2 separate regions of the Homo sapiens genome follow, and region 1 is linked to region 2. Evidence: chromatin contacts called from ENCODE POLR2A ChIA-PET data. All regions are on one chromosome and are shown on one strand. The core of a region is the stretch at or near the end of the contact, and the rest is flanking DNA. Distances in the headings are between cores, read along the strand shown. Region 1 holds the start of RAVER1 (ribonucleoprotein, PTB binding 1). Region 2 overlaps NFIC (nuclear factor I C).

Evidence for each region. ChIA-PET counts read pairs that join two places held with the same protein, here RNA polymerase II (POLR2A).
Region 1: POLR2A ChIA-PET joins it to region 2 with 11 read pairs in HEK293T. The contact joins the promoter of RAVER1 here to the enhancer-like site in region 2. POLR2A ChIA-PET finds 5 or more read pairs at or near these places in 2 of 52 experiments (AG04449 and HEK293T).

Annotation. Positions count from the first base shown.
Region 1 is chr19:10,331,592-10,334,778 of GRCh38, reverse strand. RAVER1 (ribonucleoprotein, PTB binding 1) reads left to right here and starts at 1,250. Exons shown (of 13, transcript NM_133452.3): 1 at 1,250-1,490. The coding sequence starts at 1,272. ICAM3 (intercellular adhesion molecule 3) reads left to right here. Exons shown (of 7, transcript NM_002162.5): 5 at 1-251; 6 at 371-619; 7 at 720-1,003. The coding sequence ends at 922. RefSeq lists enhancers at 1-225, 850-989, 1,230-1,449, 940-1,856, 1,857-2,773 and a silencer at 1,622-1,845.
Region 2 is chr19:3,426,344-3,430,034 of GRCh38, reverse strand. The region is part of intron 3 of NFIC (nuclear factor I C); the gene reads right to left. Among named protein-coding and RNA genes, the nearest start is that of SMIM24, 52 kb to the left of the region's middle. Within about 2 kb of position 1,419, at least 31 of the 41 ENCODE cell types and tissues checked have a DNase peak (open chromatin) inside an H3K27ac peak, as active enhancers do.

The DNA.
Region 1 (3,187 bases), core at 1-2,500, 6.9 Mb before region 2:
CCTAGGACCCATTGTGAACCTCAGCGAGCCCACCGCCCATGAGGGGTCCACAGTGACCGTGAGTTGCATGGCTGGGGCTCGAGTCCAGGTCACGCTGGACGGAGTTCCGGCCGCGGCCCCGGGGCAGCCAGCTCAACTTCAGCTAAATGCTACCGAGAGTGACGACGGACGCAGCTTCTTCTGCAGTGCCACTCTCGAGGTGGACGGCGAGTTCTTGCACAGGAACAGTAGCGTCCAGCTGCGAGTCCTGTGTGAGTCGGTCACCCTGACCTTTAATCCCTCCACCCCTGCCCTGGAAAGATTAGACGCTCCTCTGCACCACTGTGCCTCGGGTGTGTTGGGTGTCTGATCACACATGGTGGTTCCACAGATGGTCCCAAAATTGACCGAGCCACATGCCCCCAGCACTTGAAATGGAAAGATAAAACGAGACACGTCCTGCAGTGCCAAGCCAGGGGCAACCCGTACCCCGAGCTGCGGTGTTTGAAGGAAGGCTCCAGCCGGGAGGTGCCGGTGGGGATCCCGTTCTTCGTCAACGTAACACATAATGGTACTTATCAGTGCCAAGCGTCCAGCTCACGAGGCAAATACACCCTGGTCGTGGTGATGGACATTGAGGGTGAGCTAACACGGGGCTGCGGGTCTGGACCGGTAAGCCGGGGGGCGGGGGGGTTGGAGACAGAAGGGACGCATATTGACTTAGCGCTTTCTCTGCACAGCTGGGAGCTCCCACTTTGTCCCCGTCTTCGTGGCGGTGTTACTGACCCTGGGCGTGGTGACTATCGTACTGGCCTTAATGTACGTCTTCAGGGAGCACCAACGGAGCGGCAGTTACCATGTTAGGGAGGAGAGCACCTATCTGCCCCTCACGTCTATGCAGCCGACAGAAGCAATGGGGGAAGAACCGTCCAGAGCTGAGTGACGCTGGGATCCGGGATCAAAGTTGGCGGGGGCTTGGCTGTGCCCTCAGATTCCGCACCAATAAAGCCTTCAAACTCCCTAATCTGTGGTTTGATTCCACCCGCGCTGCAAGTCTCTCCCACCCAGGTGCACATCCACTGAGTAGCGTCGCTGCGACGGAAGGGGGCGGGGCCTGTGGCGCGCAGACGCAGCTTGAACTCTTGAGAGGTGGGCTGGGGCTTAGCCAACGGGGCAAGGGGGGCGGGAAGGAGGTGGGGTTTCTCCCAGCCAATCGACGGGCGCGCCCTCGTTGCCGCTCTATGCCGCTCCGCCCCGGCTCGCTGGTCCCAGAAGGCGCCGGGTTTCCCAAGATGGCGGCGGACGTGTCCGTTACTCACCGGCCCCCGCTGAGCCCTAAGTCTGGGGCCGAAGTCGAAGCCGGCGATGCCGCGGAGCGCCGGGCGCCGGAAGAAGAGCTGCCGCCTCTAGATCCAGAAGAGATCCGGAAACGCCTGGAACACACCGAGCGCCAGTTCCGTAACCGCCGCAAGATACTGATCCGGGGCCTCCCGGGGGACGTGACCAACCAGGTATTGGGGGGGGCGGTGTAGGAGCGTGGCGGGAAATACCACGGTGCGCGTGCGCGGGGGGAACCGGGCGACACCAACGCTGAGGTGCGCGGGGGTCGTTGGCGGGGGCGCCCAAGCACCGGATCCACGCGGGATCGGGAGAGACCAAGAGCGGGACGTGGGGGGGCGATGATGAAAGGGGAAACCGACTGCGAAGTGAGGGAGGGCGTTGCTAGGGGCGACCACAGGCTTGGGCGACACCAAGTGATGGAAGCGGGCGGGGAATGGAAGGGGGCGGACAGCTTTGGTCCTGTTGGGGAATTGTGAATGGGCTGGTACATTGGACCACCAGTTGCCCCCTGCTTGGATGATGCTTTTCTCCACCCACTCTACCACAGGGTGGCGGGACCTCACATCCAGAAGTTTCAGGACTGCGGAGAGTACGCCCCTCCATATCACGCGTTTATTCACTGCTCTCAGAGATAAATCCGGAAGTTAACAGCAGCCCCTGGGTCTCAGCCCCCAAAACCTCAGGATTAATTTGGGAAAATGGGGTCTTCTGCCACCAGCCTACAGACCTACAGGAAGGAAGCGAGGCCTGTGTTCTATGGAGCCCCTCGTGGCTAATCTTCCTGCTAGGAGTGCCCTTCTCATGGGGCCAGCATGGGGCAGCGCTTCCCAATGCTCTTTGGACCCAGGGAAATGGCATCTATACTGCCCTGCCCTATGGCGGTGAAATAGGTTCTCGCTTCCTGCTGCTGAGATTCCCTGCTCTCCGGCCCACCAGCACACCGGGTGGGCACGTGGCTAGTGGAACCCCAGGGATGTTGGGAGGGGCTGAATTTGGGGACAGATCGGGACAGGGATCATTAAGGATGGTCAGGTTTCTTTCTGGGTCTTCCTCTCAGTGTCTGCAGTCTCTCAGCTGGGAACACATTGTCTCTCCTGCAAGATGCACAGTGTGTCTGGTCCCAGCAGGCGCCAGCACTTTGCCTTCAAAGCTGGCTTGAGAGGCTGGGCATGGTGGCTCATCCCTTTAATCCCAGCACTTTGAGAGGCTGAGGCAAGAGGCTGTATTGAGCCCAAGGGTTCGAGACTAGCCTGGGCGGTATAGTGAAACCCTCATCTCTACAAAAAATTTTTAAAAATTAGCCAGGCATGGTGGTGCGTGCCTGTAGTCCCAGCTACGCAGGAGGCTGAGGTGGGAGGATCACTTGAGCCTAGGAGGTTGAGGCTGCAGTGAGCTATGATTGTGCTACTACACTCTAGCCTAGGTGACAGAACAAGACACTATCTCTAAAAAAAAGAAAAATAAATGAGCTGGCTTGGAAGAGGGCAGCTTTATCAGCAGGAGGAAATTGGGAGGCATGTGAACCCACACAACGTGGGGCTTACTAGAAGGTGGGCTCCCCAGTCAGGTACCCATGGGTGGCTGCGCTGCCCAACTGCATGGCCTCCAGCAGATCTCTTCACTTCTCCTAGCCTAAGTTTTCTCATATACAACATGAGTTTGTTAATACTTCACTTACAGAGTTGTTGGAAACAGTGAATCTTGCAAAAGGAGGTTCATGCAGGTTAAATGGCTTCCCTAAAGGCATACTCTTTTTTTTTTTTTTTTTTTTTTTGAGACGGAGTCTCACTCTGTCGCCAGGCTAGAGTGCAGTGGCTTGATGTCTGCTCACTGCAACCTTCACCCCTCGGGTTCAAGCAATTGTCTT
Region 2 (3,691 bases), core at 170-2,669:
GGGCTCAGAGAAAGCCTGACCGAGATGGTGGCATTTTACAGACCTCAAGATGAGACTGGATAAGAGGAAGGAACTTGTTAAAATCTGCAAAGCTCCGAGAACAGCGCCTGGCAACCGCCCCGTGACTGTTGGCTTCTCCGATGGGGATGATGTTTCATCACCTCCCTGAGGGCCACGATGTTCCCGGCACTGGGAACAGCCCGTGCAAAGGCCTCCGGGTAGAAATGCACTTGGCAAGTTGCAGGCCAGCAGGGTTGGAGTGGAAAGAGCCAGGGAGCCTGGTAGGTTTGGAGGTGGGACAGGCTCTTGGCTTTTGGGTGGCGGTGGGAGCAGTTCCTCTCCCGGCCCCCAGGGGGCAGCACGGACTGCAGGGAGCTCAGGGCTGTGTCCAGTTCTGCAGACCCAAACCCCCGCCAGTCCCCCTGTTACAATCTTTCTTTTTTAGAGACAGAATTTTGCTCTGTTGCCCAGGCTCGAGTGCAGCGGTGCAATCATAGCTCACTGCAGCCTCGAACTCCTGGGCTGAAGTGATGCTCCTGCCTCAGCCTCCCAAGTAGCTGGGACTACAGGCACGCATCACCACCCTTGGCTAATTTTTGTATTATTATTATTACTTTTTGTAGAGATAGGGTCTTGCTATGTTACCCAGGCTGGTCTCAAACTCCTGGGCTCAGGCGATCCTCCCACCTCAGCCTCCCAAGTAGCTGGGATTACAGGCATGCACCTCCGTGTTTGGCTAGTGTGTGTGTGTGTGTGTGTGTGTGTGTGTGTGTGTGTGTGTATATATTTTTTTTTTTTTTTTTGGGGTAGAGATAGGGTCTTGCTATATTACCCAGGCTGGTCTTGAACTCCTGGGGCTAGTGTGTGTGTGTGTGTGTGTGTGTGTGTGTGTGTGTGTATATTTTTTTTTTGGGTAGAGATAGGGTCTTGCTATATTACCCAGGCTGGTCTTGAACTCCTGGGCTCAAGCGATCCTCCCGCTTCAGCCTCCCAAAGTGCTGGGATTGCAGGCGTGAGCCACCGCACCCGGCCCCCTGTTACAGTCATTTGCTGAGTGAAGGCAATGAACCAACCCTGCCCCGCGCTGGGAGGTTCAGGGCCACGCATTCTGAAGAGGACAGAGCGGTGGCCCCCGAGTGTCCAGGAGAAGTGGCCAGAGCCGTTTCCTGCTGACCCAGCTGGCCAGCTGGTGTCAGCACGCCCCCTCCGCCTCCCCCGACCGGGGTTTCCTGTTTGTGCAGCGCCTGCTCAGCTCCATCTCTGGGGGACTCCCTGGCGAGCTGGGAGGACGTGATTTCCTCTACCAGACGCCCAAGCTCCCCAGGGGACCAGGCCAAGCGCCGCTGCCCCCACCTCCCTCCAACATCTGGCTTGGAGAGAGGCGTCTGGGGATCACAGGAGGCCGCGGAGGACCCGGGTCACAGACGGAGGAGTCACCGGGGGCCAGTGAGGAGTGGCCTCAGGCCTGTGAACCTCCGAGAACCTTCCAGCCTCCCTGTGCATGCCTGTTCCGGTCCTTCCAAGAAGGACGCCTCACCCACTCGCTTTCTCTTCCTTCCTTCTTTTCCTTTCCTTTTTTTTTTTTGAGACAGTCTCACTCTATCCCCCAGGCTGGAGTGCAGTGGCGTGATCTCGGCTCACTGCAACCTCCGCCTCCTCCTGGGTTCAAGCAATTCTCCTGCGTCAGCCTCCCGTGTCCTCCTAGTACAGATGGGGTTTCGCCATGTTGGCCAGGCTGGTCTTGAACTCCTGACCTCAGGTCATCCACCTGACTCGGCCTCCCAAAGTACTGGGATTACAGGTGTAAGCCACTGCGCCCTGGCCCCTTCCTTCTTTTTCTTTTCTTTTCTTTTTTTTTTTTTTGAGACGGAGTTTTTACTCTTGTTGCCCAGGCTAGAGTGCAATGGCGCGATCTCAGCTCACTGCAACCTCTGTCTCCCGGGTTCAAGCAATTCTCCTGCCTCAGCCTCTCGGGTAGCTGGGATTACAGGCATGTGCCTCCACGCCTGGCTAATTTTTGTATATTCAGTAGAGACAGGGTTTCTCCATGTTGATCAGGCTAGTCTCAAACTCCTGACCTCAGGTGATCCACCCACCTCAGTCCCCCAAAGTGCTGGGATTACAGGCGTAAGCCCCCGCACCCGGCCCTTCTTTTTCTCTCTCTCTTTCTTTTCTTTCTTTCTTTCCTTCTTTCTTCTTCTTCTTTTTTTTTTTTTTTTTTGACAGAGTCTCGCTGTGTCGCCCAGGGTGCACAATCTCGGCTCACCACAACCTCTGCCTCCTGGGTTCAAGCGATTCTCCTGCCTCAGCCTCCCGACTAGCTGGGATTATAGGTGTGTGCCAACATGCCCGACTAATTTTTGTATTTTTAGTAGAGACGGTTTCACCATGTTGGTCAGGCTGGTCTCGAACTCCTGACCTCAGGTGATCCACCTGCCTTGGCCTCCCAAAGTGCTGGGATTACAGGCGTGAGCCACCGCACTTGGCCCCTTCCTTCTTTTTCATCTCTCCTCCTTCCTCTCCCCATATATCCTCTCTTGTCTTCTTCTCTCTGCTTCATCCCTCCCTCTCTCCTTCTTTTCTTTCTACAAGTATTTATTGAGCACCCACTCTGCATCAGGCCCCATTCTAAGCCCTGAGGGCACAACAGAGATGTAGACAGACAAAGCCTCTGCCCTGGAGGAGGTGACATTCCACTGGGGAGATGAGCAGACACCCGTGCAGTCACTAAACAACTAAGCAAATCCATAGGCAATCACTAACTTCCTCTGAAGGAAAGAAAACAGAGGGCTGAGACTGAGGGTAGCCAGGCTGGGCGCGGTGGCTCATGCCTGTAATCCCAGCACTTTGGGAGGCCGAGGCGGGTGCATCACAGGGTCAGGAGATCGAGACCATCCTGGCTACCACGGTGAAACCCCATCTCTACTAAAAGTACAAAAAATTACCCGGGTGTGGTGGTGGGCGCCTGTAGTCCCAGCTACTCGGGAGGCTGAGGCAGGAGAATGGCGTGAACCTAGGAGGCGGGGATGGCAGTGAGCCGAGATTGCGCCATTGCACTCTAGCCTGGGCGACAGAGCCTGACTCTGTCTCAAAAAAAAAAAAAAAAAAAGATTGAGGGTAGCCAGAGGCTGCTTATGCTGAAGGGGTTTAGGGTAGACCTCTCTGAGAAGGGGGCATTTGAGCTGAGACCAGGGGAGATCTGGAGAGAACAAGCGAGCAGTTAGTTGGCTGTTTAGACAGAGGTAACAGAATGTGCAGCGGCCCTGAGGCAGGACTGGGTCTGGTGCACTGGAGGAACGGCGAGGAGGTCTGTGTGGCTGGGAGTGGACGACGGGGAGAGAGGGAGGAGGGGAGGACAGGGCAGGGATGGGACAGGTTGTGCAGGGCCTTGTGGGCCACAGGGAGGACCTGGGCTTTTACCCCAAGAGAGGTGGGAGCCGTGGATGGCTGTGCGCAGAGGAGGGACGGGCCCTGACTTGGGGGCTCACAGGTGTCCTCTGGCCATAGTGAGAAGGACAAATGGTGGGGGCCAAGGGCAGGAGCTGGGGGCTAGGATGGAAGTGACTGCTCTGGTCTAAGTGAGGTTAATTTTCCCACTTCCTATCCCTACAACATAGAATTACACTGTCCTACCCATCTATTAGACGCCCCATGAGGGCTGGGTGTGGTGGCTCACACCTATGATCCCAGC